Linked DNA regions of Mus musculus: region 2 is linked to region 1. A link is a loop called in an ENCODE intact Hi-C map of the cell type or tissue named here. Cell type or tissue: left cerebral cortex. All regions are shown on one strand. Links, peaks and the distances in the headings refer to the core of each region. The heading gives the core; the rest is flanking DNA.

Region 1 (9,758 bases), core at 762-8,761:
TATCAAACGGCTTGCCGTGGTTCTGACCTGCCAAGATAGGGAGTAAAGCTCTCTTTGGTCTCTAGTCCCAGGCCTTGGAGTTCCAAAAGCCTGGGTTTGGAGGGAGTCCCAGAAGTTTACAGCTCCAAGCCCTGAGAGCTAGAGGCCTACTGTTCCAGGTTTTGAAATCCAACAGGATGACTAGGGAGAGGTGGCTCAGTGGTTAAGATGTGCCCTGCTTTTTCAGAGGATGTAAGTTCAGTTCCTAGCACCCATATCAGGCAGCTCACATGCAGTTACATATAACAGCCTGTAATTTCATCTCCAAGGATCTGAACATCTCTTCTGGCCTCCTCAAGCACTGTGTTCACATGCATGCACAGTGTGTGTGTGTGTGTGTGTGTGTGTGTGTGTGTGTGTGTGTGTGTGTACTATATATACACACATATATAGTAGAGTGAGTTGAGCTGGTAGCCTGGGGTGTCTGACACCTTGGCCCTTTGACAGTTCCTTAGAAATCTCCCAGTACCAGGGCCAGAAGTTTCTTGTCTTCAGCAGCTGTCTCTATTGCCTCTGCTCCTCCTCATCTCTACCACAGCCTTTTGATGTCACTGCCGATGTCACCAAGGACACTTCCTTCACCACTGACATTGCCTTCATTGTCCCTGCTTCCTTCCTTTCCTCATGTTACCAGCTCAACTCACTCTACTAATGATAAAACGCAAAAATAGGCAAGACCGGGCCTTTTATTGCAACTTAATGCTTCAGCTTCAACACCAGAGAGCAACATCTAGCTGGTATCTCCAGGTTAACTTGCAGAGTGAACCAAGCAGAGCACTTATATAGCCAGAGTGGGAGTGTGTCCAGTGTGTGTGCACGTGGCAGTACATCACACCAATGAAGAACAGTATTCTCACCAAGCATGAAGGGCTGCACCTGTCCCAATCACAGCAGTCCCTCAGACACTCAGAATGAAGTCACACACCTTCAGACTGCCTTCTTGACTGATATTCCTTCATTCAAGGCCATACATAGCTCCATAGGATGAAGCAGTCTTAATTTACCATTCAAATCATCCAAGCTATCAGGAAAATTGACATTAAGAAACACATCTACAATAAAGTTGTCATTCACAGTGATTTAACAATAGGTTAAGAATGCATAGCTCCTGCCTCAGTGATCCCATGAGTAATGGGCCTCCTAATATGACTGTTTTACTTATCCCACCATCCAACCACCCTTGGCAACCACCACACACATCTCTTTGACATGTGTGTATGAGATATTTTAATCATATTCAAGGCTGATTACCTTCTCTTATCTCCCTCACATTCTAACTACATCCCTGCTAACTTTGTGTCCGTTTTTAAGGTTTATTTTTATTTATGTGTATGTGTGTGTGTCTGTTATGGACCATGAGAATGTGTCCAATCGCCTGGACCTGGAGTTACAAACAGTTGTGAATTGCCTGCTGTGGGTGCTGGGAATCAAATTCAGGCCCTCTGCAGGAGCGTCAAGTGTTCTTGGCCGCTAAGCCACCTTCCCACAACCCCACACACTTTTTGATAACCCGTTAGCTGAGGTAACTTACATAAACTCGGGTTAGGGGTTATTTAACAAAGCATGATCAACTTAGCAGTGGGTATATCACTGAAGAAACTTTTGTTCCCTCCCCTAGCAACTATTAACAGCCAAAAGCTGTTTAGAAAAGGGTAGGGGCCTTAAAAGCCCCAATTAACCTAATTAGAAGTCCTTAACTGACTATAAATCTTAAAGGAAAAGAAGAGCCTCATAAGCCCCTGCCCTGCCCGTGATGGAATATTGGCAGGCCAGATCTTCTGGTTGTGAGAAAGTAATCAAGCTGCTCTGAGTCCGTGAGTGCAACAGCCATGTCTGATTCCCAAGGATGGTGCACAAAGCCCCTTTCCTTCCACCAACTCTGTGTTCTTTCTACCCCTTCTCCTGCAGTGTACTCTGAACCTTGTATGGTGATGACATAAACGAACCATTGATGACTGAGCACTCAATCATCCCTTATTTTCAGCGCTTTGACCCGTTATAAGTCTCTGCATAAAACACACACACACACACACACAAGGGAGGAGGGTCTGAGCAACACTAATCTATAGGTTTTCAACCTAGCAATATTTACAAGGCCATTCAAAAAACAAACCATGTCCATTTAGTGAAACAACAGCAGTAAGTTTCCCACTAGGGCCTTTAACCACACCCCCATAAGCCTTTAACCAGGTTTACAGTAGCAGGAATGAATACTGTGGAGTGGACCTCAAACCCAATCAGAAAATGGTTGGTTACCCCCATTCTAGCCATACCACTATTGCTCCAGTGGGCATATCTTACCTGCCGTGGGGTCGATCCAATAGGGCACAGGGTCTATAGCTAAATGCAACTGCTGACTAGCTCCTTCACCCAGAAGACTGTGCACCATCGTCTGGCACTGTGAAATCCACCCAGCTGAAAGGAAGCCTCCAATCGGCTCCATCTGGGCTTTTCCATGGTCTACAACCAGGAGCATGGTGTATCCAGCAATAGGGTCTTAGCATCTAGAAATTAGCTATGGTAATTGCCTATATTGTTTGAAGGACCTTAAGGACCTCAATGACCAACATATAGCATGGAATCTCACCCCTGGCACCAGGATTTTTATTTAATAACCTATGGCTTCCGGGAGCAGCTTTATCCTCCCATGCAGGGTACCTCACACCAACTCCTTTTTATTAATTGTACGTTAAATCACTTGCAAAGTAGTATTCTTCCTTACGGCTTTTTCATGCACCCTCACGCAGCTTTGAATGGCCATCTCTCCCCCCTCTCCTCTTTCCCATTTTTCTGCACTACATTCCTACTTCCTACAAAATTTGTCCTAAACAGTTTTTCCTTTCTCTCCACCATTGTCCCTTCCAAGATTCCTAGATTTTGGTTACCTTAAATGCCAACAAGGTACAATTTTCAGAGGCTTTACAGTAACAGAAAAAAAAGAGGTTACAAGGTACTTTTCAAATTTATTGATGGGCACAGGAGTGCAGGTTAAAGCAAAGTGGGGAACCTCTGCTACAGACCTCGGATGCTATCTGACGGTCCCAGTGTTTGCCGTGAGGATGCTGCTCGGCCAACAACTCAAGTCAGGATGAGTTGGGATCTGTTCTTGTATTCCAAAGGATTTACCTAACAGTCACAAAGATGATAGGTCACAGACGGCAGTAAATGGCCTCAAGTAGCAGTTAATGGCCACTTGAGGGAGCTAAAGATAACTTGTCTCTGGGCCTGCACAGATTCCACCCCTCCACAGTCACTGAAGTTCTTTATTATCATTATTGTTGTTGCTGCTGTTGTTGTTGTTGTTTTATATCCATAAATGTTGCCGCCCCCGCCCCCAGCCTCCCTTTGCAGATTTCTTCCCCAACACCCCCTTAGCTTCTAAGAGGGTACCCCCACCCCAGTCATCCCGCTTCCCTCAGGCATCAAGTCTTTACAGGATTAGCTCATGCTCTCCCACTGAAGCCAAACAAATATGTCTGCTACATATGTGCGGGGGAGGACGGGGGGGGGGGGGGGGACTCGGACCAGCCCATATATGCTCTTTGGTTGCTGGATTTCTCTCTGGGAGCTCTCAGGGGTCTGGGTTAGATGACACTCTTCATCTTCCTATAGAGTTGCCATCCCTTCCTTTCCTTCAGTCCTTCCCCTAAGTCCTTCCCCTAACTCTCCCATAGGGGTCCCCGACTTCAGTTCAATGGTTGGCAGTAAATATCTGTCTCAGTCAAGGGCTGGTAGAGCCTCTCAGAGGACAGTCATCCAGGCTCCTGTCTGCAAGCACAACGTAGCATCAATAATGGCGTCAGGGTTCTAATCGGTGATTCAGCCTTTGTAAAGTGGTCAACGTAAGGTGCAGGTTCTTGGGGAGGGACTTGAAGGGGACACGAGGACTTTAATTCACATGGATAAAATAGAAGACTGCCTCTATGAGAAAGGTGAGTCTGTGGACTAAATGGATTCTTTCCCGCAGAGAGAAATAGAGGAAGAATTTCAGATGCTCATTTTAAAGATAAAAGAATACTTGAAAAGAAGGGGGGGTGGGAGGAAAGTATGACAGAGAAATCAGCTAAATGCTGCCCCCAGCTTACACTTCCTTAGAAGGGAAAGGGAAGGGAAAGCTACTCCTGAAAGAAAAGCTAACCGAAGCAGAGCAGTCCCACCCTCAAGACAGGCACAGAGCTAGCTCTCACATGCTAAAGTACAGATGCAGAAACCTCTTGCATTGGGATCAGCCTTGGATAAAAATAAGTCGGTGAAAGACAGACTGCAAAGCTCAATGTGGCCAGCAGAGGCCCCTAGTCAGCAACAAGGAAAACTCTCACGCTAACCAGACAAACAATACAGACTCAGCAAAAACATAAACGGAAGGATGTGCCCACAAGTTCACCTGACCCTCTTCCTCCGTGAGTGTGCTTTTCTGAAGAGGCAGCTCCAACACTGCCTCACATCTTCCTCTCTATTGTTTTCTTTGTGTATTCCCCCACAATACTCGCTTAGCAGGATTTTTACTGTATGTATTTGGGGTGGATATATGTGTGTGTGTGTGTGTGTGTGTGTGTGTGTGTGTGTGTGTGTGTGTGCATGTGTGTGTGTGTGTGTGTGTGTGTGTATTGTTATCTCTTTTCATACAATCATTTAATTTTGTTCGTGCGTTTTTTCAGTTTAGAGCAGGTTTTTTTCCTTAGTTTCTTTCTTTTTTCCTTGTTTACTCCTGTGTCCCTTACACATACACACACGCACACACACACACACACACACGTATTCATACTTCTAATTGTTTTATACTTTTCTTAAGTTTTACCTTTTTCTCTTCTAGTTTTTGGTTGTCAACGCTTTCATTATTGTTAAGTCTTTTTTTTCCCTACTTTTCCTTTTTCCCAAGTCTAGAAAAAGAAACAGACAGTGAAATAAAAAAGGAATTGAGAACTCTAAACAGACTTCACAAGAGAAAATCCTCTTCACTCCATTTTATAATCAGAAAATTAAAAAAAAAAAATGTTAAGCAAAGAACAAATGTTAGGAACCGTAGGGGGACACCAGCTCATGCACGGGACACAAATTCCAGAGCACACAAATCCTCCCCTCTGCGGTCCTAAAAGCCAGGAAAGTACGAAATGATGCCCTTCAATTCGGAAAGTAAATACCATCTAACCACGCTTTAAATTGATAGCAAAGCTACTCGTGTAACAAGCAATCTATAAGTGAGTTCGTGACTGCCAAGACTACACTACAAGATAGTTTTTAAAATTCTTTACAGAAAAGGAAGAATGACACCGGCCATCACAGAGGCACAGGAAAGACTGGGTTTCATGAGAGGAATCTATGTCCTGGATTGGGAGAAATAACGTGTGAAATGTTGTACTAAAAAACACAATCTTCAGATTTAATGCTATCACCATCATGGTTCTAGTGACATTCTTTACAGAACTAGAAAGATAATACTAAGCTTGTATGGAAACACAAAAGACCATGAGTAGGCTAAGCAGGACAAACCCTACATCACATCACATCACATCACATCACTGAAACTCACATTATCCCACATAAGTGTAATGACAAAGAGAGTAAGGTGCATCCACAAAAGCAGACAGAGAACAATGAACTGGAAGAGGGCCCATAACCTGCACTTCTGTGGACAGATAATTTCTGACAAACGTGTTAAAAACATAAATGAAAAAAAAAAAACAAGTTGCAAATTGGACATCCACAAGGACTACATTGGATCCATATCTATCATCCTGCACAAAAATCAATTCAAAGTTGGGTCAAAGGCTTTGATTCAAAACATGAAAAGTTGAAACTGCACAGGAAAAAAAAAACTTTGAAGTGTAAGAACTGGCAAGAACTTTCTGAACAGAACCTCCATATCACTGGAAATATTCTCAAGAATTGATAAGGAGGATTATATAAAACTAAATGTCTTCTGCACAGTAAAAGAAACCATCAACATAACAATAGTCCAGCTACAGAGTGAAAAAGAATTGCTTTACTTTAACGAGGGATTGGCTCCTAGAATATACAAAGAACTGCAAAAATTAAACACCAAAAGTATAAAATGTCCAATCAATAAATGAGATAATGGACTGAATAAAGAAATATAGATAGACAAAATATGATATAATCAGGAAGTTGCAGATAAAAACTAAAATAATAGTATGTATATCACTCTAGTCAGTATGGCTATTATTAAGAAAACAGCTGATAACCCCTGGCAATGGATAAAGGGACACCTTGGTGGTGGTGGTGTTCTTCTATCAGTCAGGGGCAGAGCAGATGGCATGGCAGTCCTTTGTTCACCCTAGCTTGATGGCTGGCTCAGTGGCCTAAGCTGTTTTATGCCTGGGAGACATAAAAATCAAATCAAATCCAGGCAGTGCAGTGCAAGAGGAGGAAGACAGAGTTCTGCAACACTATGTGGGGCAGGTCCTCCACCCTACAGCATGGGAGGGCCGAAGATGCACAGGGGCCTGCCTACCACCTACCCAACACAGTCCGGAAGAAGGAAGGCCGAGACCTGAAGACCGCAATGCCACCCACAAACCCTCAGGTGCGTGGCATAGACAGCCAAAAACACCACTTGCTGCCACACCACGCAGTGCCGAGAATGTCACCTAGGGGCCCGTCTATATCAGGAGCCTCCACAATGCACGAGTGAGTGGTGGGCAGATGAGAGAGAAAGAGAAATGCAGCAGCTGGACAGCAGCCTGTTGTGAGGCCATGGTGAGATCCCAGCCTCAGCTTCTGCTGAGAGTCGGGTCTGAGGCTGAGGCTACACAGAGTAGCGGCAGGGTTGGGGTTGATATCCGAGGCTCACATTGCCACCTGAGAACATGGGGACATCCCTGATCTGAGCAGCCACTTTTGTCGACATGAATGTCCAGGGGCTGTGCAGAACTGTCCCTGCCCCTCACTGGCTGCAGCTCTCTTAAAGAGATAGTCCCGCCTCTCACCATGGCAGCACTTAGGAGAGCAGGCCCTGCACCTCGCCCAGCTAGCACCGTGGAGCGGGCCCTGGTGGCAAGTGAGCAAGCCCCATGAGTGTGGGAGAGTTGACCCCTCCTTCTTCTGCAGTGGGCTGGCACAGGTGCAGGGGTGATGCCCCCTCCCACCCCTCACTACCTCAGCAGTCAGAAAAGTAACCACAGGGTCAGGAGAGTTGGAGGACACAACAGAGTTGACCTTGGTGGTGGGGACACAGATGAGCCACCACCAAGATCTGAGTCCACCACAAGTCTGCTACAAGGTGGTATATGTACATGGTTGATGTCCCCTCCACACCTCCCCCTCAACGCCTTCAGTAGTCAGGAAAGAAAATGAAGATGTGTGGACAGAGGGACATACTTTGGAACACACTGTGACACACTACAGCTTCCATGATGAGATTTCTATGCTTCTGTTCTCTCTCTCTCTCTCTCTCTCTCTCTCTCTCTCTCTCTCTCTCTCTCTCTCTCTCTGTGTGTGTGTGTGTGTGTGTGTGTGTGTGTGTGTGTGTGTGTGTGTGTGTGTGTAGGAGGGGGGAGGTTGCAAGGGCAAAGGGCAGATATGAGGGTAAAGGGACATTAGTGGGACTGGGGTGTATGATGGGAAACTCAAAAAATTAATTAAAAGGTTTTTTTTAATTAAAAGAAAAGAAGTGACAACAAATGCTGATGAAGATGAAGGAAAAGAGGAGTCGTTATTCACAGGTGGTGTGAGTGTAAGCTGGTGTGGCCACCATGGAAATAAGTATAACTTTCCTCAAAAGATTAAACACAAAACTACCATAAAACCTATTTATATCATTCCTGGACTTGTGTACAAAGGGCTATATTTTACTAGAGAACCTTATACATTCATGTTTATTGATGTTCTAGACACAAAACTTAAGAAGTAATATCAACCTGATGTCCACAAACTGATGAATAAATCATGAAAATATTGTATGTAAACACTATAGATTTTATCCAGTCGTATAATAAGATAGGAAAATAAGTGGAATGGGGGGCGGGGGACATTCTCTGTCATGAGTAGATCCCAGCTTCTAAATTTTGTGTATGAGTATTTATGTGGGAGTTTAGACAGGGGTCAGGAGCCTAGAGACCGTGAACTATAGAAGTAAATAAAAGTACTTTAAAAGAAGAGGTGAGGAGGTAGGGGAGGTGATATGCAGTATGAAAGGGGAAAGTGGAATACTAAAAGTACAAGCAGAGGTGGAAGGCAGGGAGATGAGGTTGTAGCCTGGTGGGTCCATAGACCTCAGCCAATCTCTACATTCTTCTTCAATTTCTTCAGTCCCCAGGCTTCACTGGCAGTAGTTATACAACCAACCTTTGCCCAGAGCATGCGTGTGGACAGAAGTGTTTCTCTGGTGGTTTCCACAGCCCTCGCTGGAATACCTTGATGCAGTTAGGCTCCATGCCTTGTTATTCCTGCGTGGAAAAAATATTTTTTAGCTTAATAAGCTTATGTACAGATCGTGTCTCTTATGCTAGGGTGCATGCAGTTGTATTTTTGTACAATCCAGTGACTACTGCTAGAGCTCCCTGTAGATTGATCTTCATATTTAATTCCTCTACTTAGCACAATAACCTTACAAGTCTATGGACAAGACAAAACATCTTCAAACTAGCTAGCTTACCACCTTCTTCCTCAATGATCTATCCAAAGAAGGCCATTCAATTCTAGCACACATATGCCAAATTACATCACCTGGGGAACAAAACTGGAATGGTAAAAACAACCAAGCACAATATGTCAGTGGTAGACACATGGGGGAAGGCAGAGAGCTCAGAATTCAGTTTATCACACGTATAGAGTAAGCTGGAACCCACAACAGCCAATATGTAAATTTCAGAGGCTTAGCCCCTCTGAGGTTAGTAAACCCTGATCCACTTACTGTTTTCTCTTTCATGTGAAGTGAAATGGCTGTAGCCTAATGTCCTTCTGAAATCAAGAGACACATCTTCACTTTCCAGACTGGGACCAGACTTTTGTGCCACGTTGTGACATGCACACATGCACACACAGGAAAGGACTTGGCTTGTGCCCACATGCCTTTCTTCAGGGACAAGTGGGAATGGACATAAGGAGCGTCTCATCCTTACGTGGCCTCCTTTGTCTTCCTCCTTCCTGGCCAAGACGGTGATTTACTGCCCAAAGACAAGTCCATCTGAAGCAAGAACTGACTATCGAGGACTCTGTAGTGACTGATAAACTGGGAAGAGAAAATTGGACCAGAGACTTCAAGGCAGCTCTCAGACAAGAATATTCCAGTGCCAGGTAGGGAAGCCAACAACCTTCAAACTTTGCAGAGAACAAAATTGTTTCTGACATGCAGGATAATCCTCTCTGTTACTAATATGGGAAAAAAAAAACTCCCTTAAAAGACTGTTTAATGATGGAAAAATTACTTAGCAACAGCAACAAAAAAAAAAAAAAAAGTTTCTGGAATTGTTATATCTAAAGATGTCACTAATGTAGTTTGTGAAGTATGTTTGGAATAATTTAAAGATGTGTTTTTATGCTTACTGGCTCCCTTTCCCTCTCCCTCCTTTTCCCCATCTCCCTTTCTCTCCACAAACAGGTTAGAAATTACTCTGAGGATTGCCTTTGGTGAGGGTGAAGTGGGAAGCAACATTAAGAATGAATTTATTGAGGTGCTTCCCCCAGAATTCTATTCTCATCACTCTAGTGAGTTAAGTCCAGGAACCACAGGGATTGTCTTATAGATACTTAGCCTTTCC
Region 2 (9,758 bases), core at 1,140-9,139, 1.9 Mb before region 1:
AGACAAATGTAGCTGGTAACAGATACATATTTTCTCTATTATTGATAATTTTTCATTAAAAAAAAAACCTTTTTCCATGTTCCTCCCAAAAGTAGCACTGAATCTGTCCTAAAGTCAAGCAATTCTCTGTTTAATAAACCCATATCTCCCCCTCAAAAAAAGTGAATAAAATTTCATCAGATTTCTGGGATTGTATCTGAAAGATAGTCACTACTCTTAATGGAAAAAGAACCAAAAGTCATGTATAGAAAAGGGAATTACTAAAACTTCTATTCTTTTTTCTTGGAGGATTCCACATTGATATTCTTTGTGCCACAGAAAGGAACTTGTTTTCCAAATACTAACCTGTGTTGTTCTTGATATTTTGAGCCCTGCAGGACTCACAGATCTTTGCAGAATTATTGAGATGTGCATGAGAAATCCCACAGATGTGCCCATCCCTTCTCTACTCCTGCTGATACAAAGTAACACCCAAAATTCCTTAAGAGAATTACTACAGTTGATAAACAACTTTACCAATATGGCAAGATATAAAATCAATCCAAAAAATCAGTAGTCTTCCTGTATATATAAAAGATAAAGATGATAAGAAAGAAATTAGTGAAAAATCACCCTTCACAATAGCCACAAATACTAGAAAATATCTTTGTGTAACTCTTACCAAGCAAGTAAAAGATCTGTATAACAAGAACTTCAAATCTCAACAACAACAACAAAAAATTTAAGAAGGGCTTAGCATATGGAAAGAGCTCCTATGCTTAAGGATAGGTAGGATTAAAATATTGAAAATGGCCACCTTACCAAAAGCAATTTATATGTTCAACATAATCTACATCAAAATTCCAATACAATTATTAAAAGATATGGAAAGAGAAATTATGAAATTCACATGGAAAAATAAAAACAATCAAACAAACAGAATAGCCAAAACAATTCTCAATAATAAAATAACATTAAAAAAAATCACCATCCCTGACCTCAGGCTGTACTACAAAGCAGTAGTGATTAAAATGGCATGGTATTGGTACAGAGACAGTCAGGTCGATCAATGGAATAAAATTGAAGACTCAGCAGTAAACCCACACAGTTTGATCTTTGACAAAGAAGAATAAAATATGCAGTGGGAAAAAGAAACCATCTTCAATAAATGGTGCTGGTCTAACTGGTGGTCTGTATCTAGAAGAATGAAAATAGACCCATATTTGTCACCTTGTACAAAGCTCAAGTCCAAATGAATCAAAGACCTCAGCATAAAACCAGATACACTGGATCAAATAGAAGGGAAAGTGGGAAAGAGCCTTGAATTCATCGGCACAGGGGAACTTTCCTAAACAAAACTCCAATGGCTCATGCTCTAAGATCAAGAATTGATAAATGGGACCTCATGAAACTGGAAAGCAAAGGACATAGTCAATAAGACAAATCAGCAATCTACATATTGGGAAATAAAATCTTCACTAACCCCACATTTCACAGAGATTAATATCCAAAACACAAGAATTCAATCTCTATAAACCTAAATAACCGAATTAAAACATGGGTTACAGAGCTAAATAGAAAAGTCACAACAGAAGACTCTTGAATGGCTGAGAAGCACTTAAAGAAATGTTCAAAGACATTACTCATCAGAGAAATACAAATCAAAACAACTCTGAGATTCCACCCCTCACCAATCAGAATGGCTATGAAACCCACGTTACATCAAAAGCTGGTGAGGATCTAGAGAAAGAGGGACACTTCTCCATTTCTTATAAGATTGCAAACTGCTGTAACTACTTTGGAAATCAATCTGGCAATTCTTCAGAAAATTGGATATAGTTCTATCTGAAGACCCAGGTATACCATTCTTGGCCATATACCCAAAAGATTCCCCACTAAAACACAAGGACATGTGTTTCACCAGGTTCTAAGAAGCCTTATTTGTAATAACCAGAAGCTGGAAACAAAACAGATGTTCCTCAACCAACTATAGATACAGAAAATTAGCTATTTTTATACAATGGAATACTGTTCAGCTATTAAAAATGAGGACATCATGAATTGTGCAGGCAAATGAATAGAACTAGAAAATATTATCTTAAGTGAGGTAACCCAGATACAAAAAACCACACATGGTATGTACTTACTGATATGTGGATATTAGACCACTTATACTTCCTACAGATGGTAAGAAGTGTAGCAAACAGAACTGCTCAAGTGAGGAGGTTTCAACTCCACTAAGAGGGAAGGAAATATTCATGTAATGTGGAGGGAGGGAGGGAGGGACCCGGGAGCGAGAGGGGAGGGGGAGGTGAAAGGAGAATATATATAATATATATATGTATTTAAAACAAGAGTTGATATATATATATGTGTGTGTGTGTGTGTGTGTGTGTGTGTGTGTGTGTGTGTATATGTATATATAGTAGTAAAATATAACCTTAAATTTGTATCAAAATAAAATAATCTATACCAATATAAAATACTTGACTTTTTTGGCTGTCCTGGAACTCACTTCGTAGACCAGGCTGGCCTCGAACGCAGAAATCCGCCTGCCTCTGCCTCCCGAGTGCTGGGATTAAAGGTGTGCGCCACCACGCCCGCCCTGGTCTATCATACTTATATACTTCCTTTTCTCTTTTCATCACCTCTTTCCCAGTTTACCCCTAACAATAGACAAAGAAGTTTAGAGGAAAGAGAAAGGGATCCCTGAATCTAAGTGCCTTTAGTTCATTTCCTCTCTTACCAAGACCGTTAACAATGTGACCAACCCCAAACCCTTAAATGATGACAAACTTCCTTCACCCACCAAATGACGAAAAACCATCCAACACACATCTTGGAAATGGGGGCATTGTTCTTTTAAAATTTCTTCCTGCTATCTGAAGGGGACAGCATCTTTTAGGGCCTCTATGAAATTTCTGGTTTATAACCTGCTATTCCTGATTTATTGGCATCTGTATAAAAGGTAGGAGCTTTAGAAATTATTGTTGTTCATATTATATGAAGAAGAATCCAATTAGTTCTCTTTTTTTTAAATTCTTTAATCTTTTTTACAGTCCAATCCTTATCTACCTCCTAGTTCACCCTCTGACTGTTCCTCATCTCATCCTATATCTTCTCCTACCGCCCCCTGTCTCCAAGAGAATATCCTTACACCCCAACCCTCACCCCACCAGACTTCCCCATTTCCTAGGGCATCAAGTTTCTTGAGGGTAAAGTGCATCTTCTCTGACTGAATCCAGACCAGAGAGTCCTCAATGTATATGTGTTAGGATCCTCATATCAGCTGGTGTATGCTCCCTGGTTGGTGGTTAAGTGTGTGAGAGATCTCGAACGTCCAGGTGAGTTGAGACTTCTGGTCTTCCTATAGAGTCCTCCTCCTCCTCTGCTTCTTGCTTTGGGGGTATTTGTTGATAATTTCTCTCAAAAAATCATTGTGATGTCTTTGTTAATCTTAACTGATTACTCATGGGTTAATTTCATTATTAGTATATGGCATAATCTCTGCTGGGTCTGTTCCTAATAACTGATGTAAGTCTTTTTCTCCTTTTGACAATTAAATCAGAAAACTTTTCTATATGAGTTTTAAATATTTTATTGTTTATGTCTAATCTGTAATCAATTTTCTTCCTCCCTCCCTCCCCCCACTCTCTTTCTTTCTTTCTTTCTTTCTTTCTTTGTTTCTTTCTTTCTTTCTTTCTTCCTTCTTTCCTTCCTTCCTTCCTTCCTTCCTTCCTTCCTTCCTTTCTTTCTTTCTTTCTTTCTTTCTTTCTTTCTTTCTTTCTTTCTTTCTTTCTTTCTTTTCCTTTGGCAAGGAATGATTTTTTATTGGGACAGAGATATCCCAAGGTAATTAGGCTTAGGCTCTGGACCTGCAAATTTCATTATGTGATTTTTTTTATTAGATGTATTCTTTACTTAAATTGCAAATGTTATCCCCTTTCTTCATTTCCACTCCAAATGCCCCCATCCTAACCCACCTTCCCTTGCTTACTAACCCACCCACTCCTGCTTCCCTGTTCTGGCATTCCCATATGCTGGAGCATAGAGCCTTCAAAAGACCAACTTCCTCTCCTCTCATTGATGTCCCACAAGGCCATCCTCTGCTATGTATGAGGCTGGAAACATGGGTTCCTCTTTTTGCATCCTTTGATCAGTGGTTTTGTCCCTGAGAGCTATGGGGGTACTGGTTGTTTCATATTGTTGTTCTTCCTATGAGGCTGCAAACCCCTTCAGCACTTTGTGTCCATTTTCTAACTCTTCATTGGGAACCCTGTACTCAGTCTAGTGGATGGTTGTGAGCATCCACTTCTGTAGTTGTCAGACACTGGCAGAGCCTCTCATCTATACAAGCTGCTTGATTTCTGTTAAATGACTTAAGTTTTGATTAGCTGTTTGTCCTACCAGGGTTTAATTTTTCAAGTTGCTTTCCATAACACTTTTTCTGTGGTTGACATTAAACAAATTCCTCACATTGTTTCTTTGTCAGGCCTTGAGCAAGGCCTCTTAGTTTTCCAACATTAAAGAATGTTCACAAATATCTGTGGAGGACATTCATAGGTCCTCTGTCTGTTCCTTTCACATTGTCTACATATCATAGGAAACTTTCTCCCTGAATCATTAGAGAAAAAAAAATCTGTATTAACTGTTTCTCTTTGGTCCTTTATGGATTGTCCTGATCTTTCACAGCTGTAGCAATAGGCAATTTTAGGTTTTATATCTTTTGTAATTGTCCACCCATAACTGAATTGTGAGCATTAGATTCAATATCCACAATAGTTTTAATTCATAAAACTATTAAATAGGTACAAATGTGGCTCTTAAAAGTCTCATAGCTTTTTGCATTTAGCATTAGCATTTTCAAAACCTAAAGATACAATTGAACTTTCTCTAAAAGTTGGATATAATATTGTTCCATTTAGAACTGTAGTTGATACTTGTTAAAACTCGGTGAAAGACTCATATGAACCCTGGAATGTCTTTATTAATGATTCGGACCTTCCCTGTTGTTCATCCTTGTCTCAAGTATTTAAAGCTATTATATAACAGTGTTCTAAGATGGCATCATCAAGCATTATCTGTACTCTTAACTCAGAAAATTGATTTCACTAGTAATTGGTCCTTGACAATATCAATGCCTCCAGTTCTATTTTATTGTTCCACAATGAAATCTCATCTTTCCATCATGTTAGCCATTGTAGTTGAGGGCCAGGTTCTAATATGGCTGATATAAAATCTCTCCAATCTTTTGGACTTACATGATTTTGGGTAGCCCAGTTATGAATGGAAGCCATATGTTGTTTTGCTTAATTAAATTTCTTTCAGTCTGATGCCTCTAAGGACCTCTATTCAAATTCTTGATAACCTTGTGTACTCTGATAATCTAGGGCTAATTCCCCATTATTATAGCTAGAAAAAAATCATTTTAGTTTTTTAATGGATTTAGACTGCAGTTTTGCAGTCTTATCACAAGGTGGCAATGAAGACTGTATATTAGACTCATCTGAAAATTATGATTTCAGAGGATTGTCTAAATTTTTTTTTTTGAGACAGGGTTCTCTGTATAGCCCTGGCTGTCCTGGAGCTCACTTTGTAGACCAGGCTGGCCTCAAACTCAGAAATCCACCTGCCTCTGCCTCCTGAGTGCTGGGATTAAAGGCATGCGCCACCACGTCCAACTGGATTGTCTAATTTTGTTCTATTGTCTGTAATTTAGCATGGGTTATTTCAGGTCTTTTCTTACCCAGTCTGCTTCATTCTGCTCTCACTTTAAGTGCATGCATAAAATTGTAATCATTATGAAAAATATTATTTCTATGGTAGTAATCAAAACAAAATTACTTGAGACCCATATACCCTCTGTCACTAAGTTTTTCATTTTTAACACAGAAAATATTTCCTTTTTAATCTCTCTCTTTTTCCTACAAAGATTTCATTTTAGTATTGTCAATTGTTTCTCTCTATGATTTTTACCGGCTTGTTTTTTTTTTTTTTTCTTTAGCTCTTAAGCACAAATCCAAACATACTTACCTGATCAAAAGTTTGCCTGTGCTCAGGTACCTAGATTTTCAGTCTTGGCTTGGATTTCTTCTTCTTGCAAATCTTGTTGCTCTTTCTTAGCCGATCAGCTTAACACATGGTGACTGCTGGCTCTGCCCCCTCACCTTGATCCACTAGGCCACCCCCCTTGTTCTGCCTCAGCCACTCCTCAAATAGGGAAGAACTAATTGTAAAGCCACCAGAGAAACCATAGCTTCTCTGCACTGGAACATATTTTTCCCTCTGTGCCATCAGCTGATGGGTGCTGTCTTTGGACCAACTCTGGTTACTATGGTCCCAACATTGCTTGAGAAACAGGTCTCTTGTAGATGTGCTTTCTCGTATTCAGAGACATAGGGAAGACAGGAATATTGCTCTCTTGTTCATCTTTAAATGAAGAAAAGGTTTTGATACAGTATTATTAGTTTACTGCATTCTTCCTTCAAAATAAAGGTTAACCACTTTACCCTAGTTTTTTGTGTTTGCTGATAAATGTACAGTCAGATGATTGGAGCACTCCTATGGCAGCCTATAAGATCTTGACCTTTTGAAAACAAGAGTTTGATGCCAAGAAGTCTCAGGGTGAACTTGCTCCAGATAAAAGTTTCTGTTACCCCTTGACCCTCCCATATCTGGATTTATGTGTTGTGGAGCTAATTATATTTGATGTAAATTCCATTCTCCTGTGAAAGGCTATGAACAAGGAATGAGTCAGCACTCAGGTGATTTCCTGTAAAACTGCTTCCCACTGTAATTTGTAAAATAAAGGAGTACTGATGATTGGGCGACAAAGGGAAGATGAACCGGAATGGGGAGAGAGAAGAAGAAAATGGAAGAGAGAGAGGATTCAGAGGAGGAGAAAGAAGAGGCAAAGTGGAACAGAAGCACATGGCCTGGAGAAACCGTAAGTTCTTAAGGGGTCTCATAGATGTGGAAGAATGTGTGTGAATCATTTTGTATTTCAGAAACCTTTATTGTATATCTCTTAATTACCACTGGATGACTTTGAATGTCTTAAGCCCTTCTAGAACCTTTCTGACTGGAGCCTAATTATCTACTTTTAGTCTAACATAAATTTAAGAACATGCTATGTCATTTCCATGAATATCATTCTATGACTAATATATATGTGTGTGTGTGTGTGTGTGTGTGTGTGTGTGTGTGTGTGTGTGTGTGTGTGGTGTGTGTCTTTATGTGTGGAAAGAGAGAAACATTGAGAGAAATTGATTTCATAAGTTGTATAGTTCTAAAGAACATGGATTAATATACCCAGCTTGATTTTTACCAAGAAATTTGTCATCTTCCCCCAAAAAATATGATTGAGGAGCTAGATCACAGATGCACTTTGAAGTCTCCAGGATTCTTAACCATTAATACTACCCTTAGTGCTTTTTTATATATACATGTCATATGTGCTTCTTAGGCTTAAATTCCATATTCTGAGGCTCACATTTTCTTTACATGTATATGCTTTCCTAAATAACTCTGCCTCTCAAGTCACTGTAGGTATATGAGGGGGACATAAACAACTTCAAGTGCTCAACTATATGCTCTTGAGACCCACATATAGAAAAACCTTTGGAAAGGCTATACATTTTTGGGGGGTCTGTCTTTAATTTACAGAATTACCAAACAACCACACCATATTATATTGATATTTGAGGAATATTATTCAGTACAATCATGAGACATGGGGTGAAGGTTTCTTATATTTGCTGTTTCCAAGACAAACATTCAGAGATATGATCATCAAATTGTAGAAATAATCATTCTATAAATATCAACATATCTGTAATTGAATATTTGTCCTTGGAGAGATCCATCTTTGCAAATCAGACATCAAATGTCAGCTGCAGTCTTGCTTTGACTAACATTCACTCCTCAGTTCTCATAATAAAATTGAGGCAATCTTACAGAATGATCTGTAAGAACAGACTGGTATAAAAAAATGAATGTAATATAAAATGTATTACCCACAAGAGATAAATCGGCATTTATATATTTCAAAACTTTTAGATGTGTTTGAGACTTCTTGTCATCAAACTCTTGTTAATAAAAGATCTAGATCCTATAGGCCGGAATAGGAGTGTTCCAATGCAAATGTTTATTAGATGTGAAAAGCATCCTTGCGTTTATTCCATCCTGTATGGCCTCCATACTTTCCTTTCTCCCTTTTAAATTATCATTTTTTTTATAAAATGTGATATTAGAGTTTAATAATATCTTTACTGCAGCTCTGAAAATCTCATTGATACTGACAGGTCCCATATAGGGATATCGAAGATGGGATTCTTCTCACTCTTGTGAGTTCTTCCAGGTGCAGTACAGTGACACTAAAGATGGGAACTCTCACCTGGGAAGTCTTGCAAGAAGCAAGGTAAGCCTCTATCTTCTTTGGTGGCCTCTGCATCCTCCATGACCAACAACTCACAGTGATGAAGTCACCATTGCATTAGAATTTTGTTTAATAATATAGGTGTGAGAACTTTTCCAACCAAAAGAATACTACCCTGGAAATATTTTTTTTAATTTAATAAATAATCATTTTGTGTGTTAGAAGAACATGGGATTTCATGTGCTTCATTCATAGTTATGGCCAATTTTATTGGGTTGTTTTCTATATTGTTTGCTTTTTGAGTTATGTATCCTAGATATTCATCATCTATCAGATGTACAATTGATAAAGATTTTCTACTTTTTCATAGAAAAGGTATTCAGTCAATTGATTGTTCCCTTTGCTGTATAGAAGTCTTTTAGTTTCAAAATGTCCTTTTTTGTTGTTGTTGTTGTTGTTGTTGACCTTATCCTTATTACTAGAATGATCCCAGTCATGTTTAGAACATTTTGATCTATGTCTTAATGTTGTAGCATATTTGGTAGCTTCCCTTGTCTAAAATTCTGAGTCTTTGGAGTTATTTTGCAGTCTTCTTGCCATCATTTATCCATTTTGAATTGATATTAGTGAAGGGTGCAATACAGGGTTCTAGTTTTATTCTTCTCAGTGCAGATATCTAATATTCAGTGTTCCCATCACTATTTGCTGACATGTCTATCCTTCTTCCATTTGGTATTTGTGTGTGTGTGTGTGTGTGTGTGTGTGTGTGTGTGTGTGTGTGTGTGTGTGTGTAGGGAAGTGGGGAAGAGGCATGGGGGACTTTTGGGATAGAATTGGAAATATAAATGAAGAAAATACCTAATTAAAATAAAATTTATAAATATTGCTTCTATTTAATATTAACTTCTTAGTCACAATGATTATATAAACATTTTTAAATTAATTACAACATTTTTTGTGGCTTAACATATACCCTATTTTAGGGAATCTTCTCTATGCTAATGAGAATAATATACATTGTGAATATGACAGATCAAACCACTTTTTCATTATCCACTTAACATTTGATGGACATCTAGAATGTTTCCATGTCCTGGATATTAGGACTAGAATAACCCTGAACACAGATGAGCATGAGACTCTGTAGTAGGAAACATATGTCTTTCAGTATGTGCTCAGAAGTGGCATAAGTGGGTACTGTGACACATCTGTGATATTAGCCCATAAGTTAAGAATACCCGAGATTCAATTCACATACCATATGAAGCCTAAGAAGAAGGAAGACCAACATGTGGTTGATTCAGTGCATTTTAGAAGGGTGAACAAAATACTCACAGGAGGAAATACGGAGACAAAGTGTGGAGCAGAGCCTGAAGGAAAGGCCATCCCTGGCCTAGTTTTT

Evidence for each region. Peaks named below come from ENCODE experiments on the same cell type or tissue, not always from the same donor. Only the 100,000 strongest peaks of a DNase experiment are listed, where the experiment ranks them.
Region 2: a loop joins it to region 1, with 4 times the contacts of the local background. A loop is called at or near these places in 2 of 42 quality-filtered maps.

The regions. Positions count from the first base shown.
Region 1 is chr6:70,710,084-70,719,841 of GRCm38, forward strand. Gm46961 (a long non-coding RNA gene) reads right to left here and starts at 8,793. Exons shown (of 3, transcript XR_001785273.2): 1 at 8,725-8,793; 2 at 8,344-8,444; 3 at 2,996-3,165. It overlaps LOC115490474 (a small nucleolar RNA gene), which reads left to right and starts at 6,240; the gene lies at 6,240-6,388. It also overlaps Igk. In left cerebral cortex, for the core only: CTCF peaks have their summits at 769, 3,226 (motif pointing right) and 4,325 (motif pointing right); DNase peaks (open chromatin) are centred at 3,220 and 4,312.
Region 2 is chr6:68,823,209-68,832,966 of GRCm38, forward strand. It overlaps Igk. Among named protein-coding and RNA genes, the nearest start is that of Gm25833, 300 kb to the left of the region's middle. In left cerebral cortex, for the core only: a CTCF peak has its summit at 5,456 (motif pointing right); no DNase peak of the experiment used is centred there.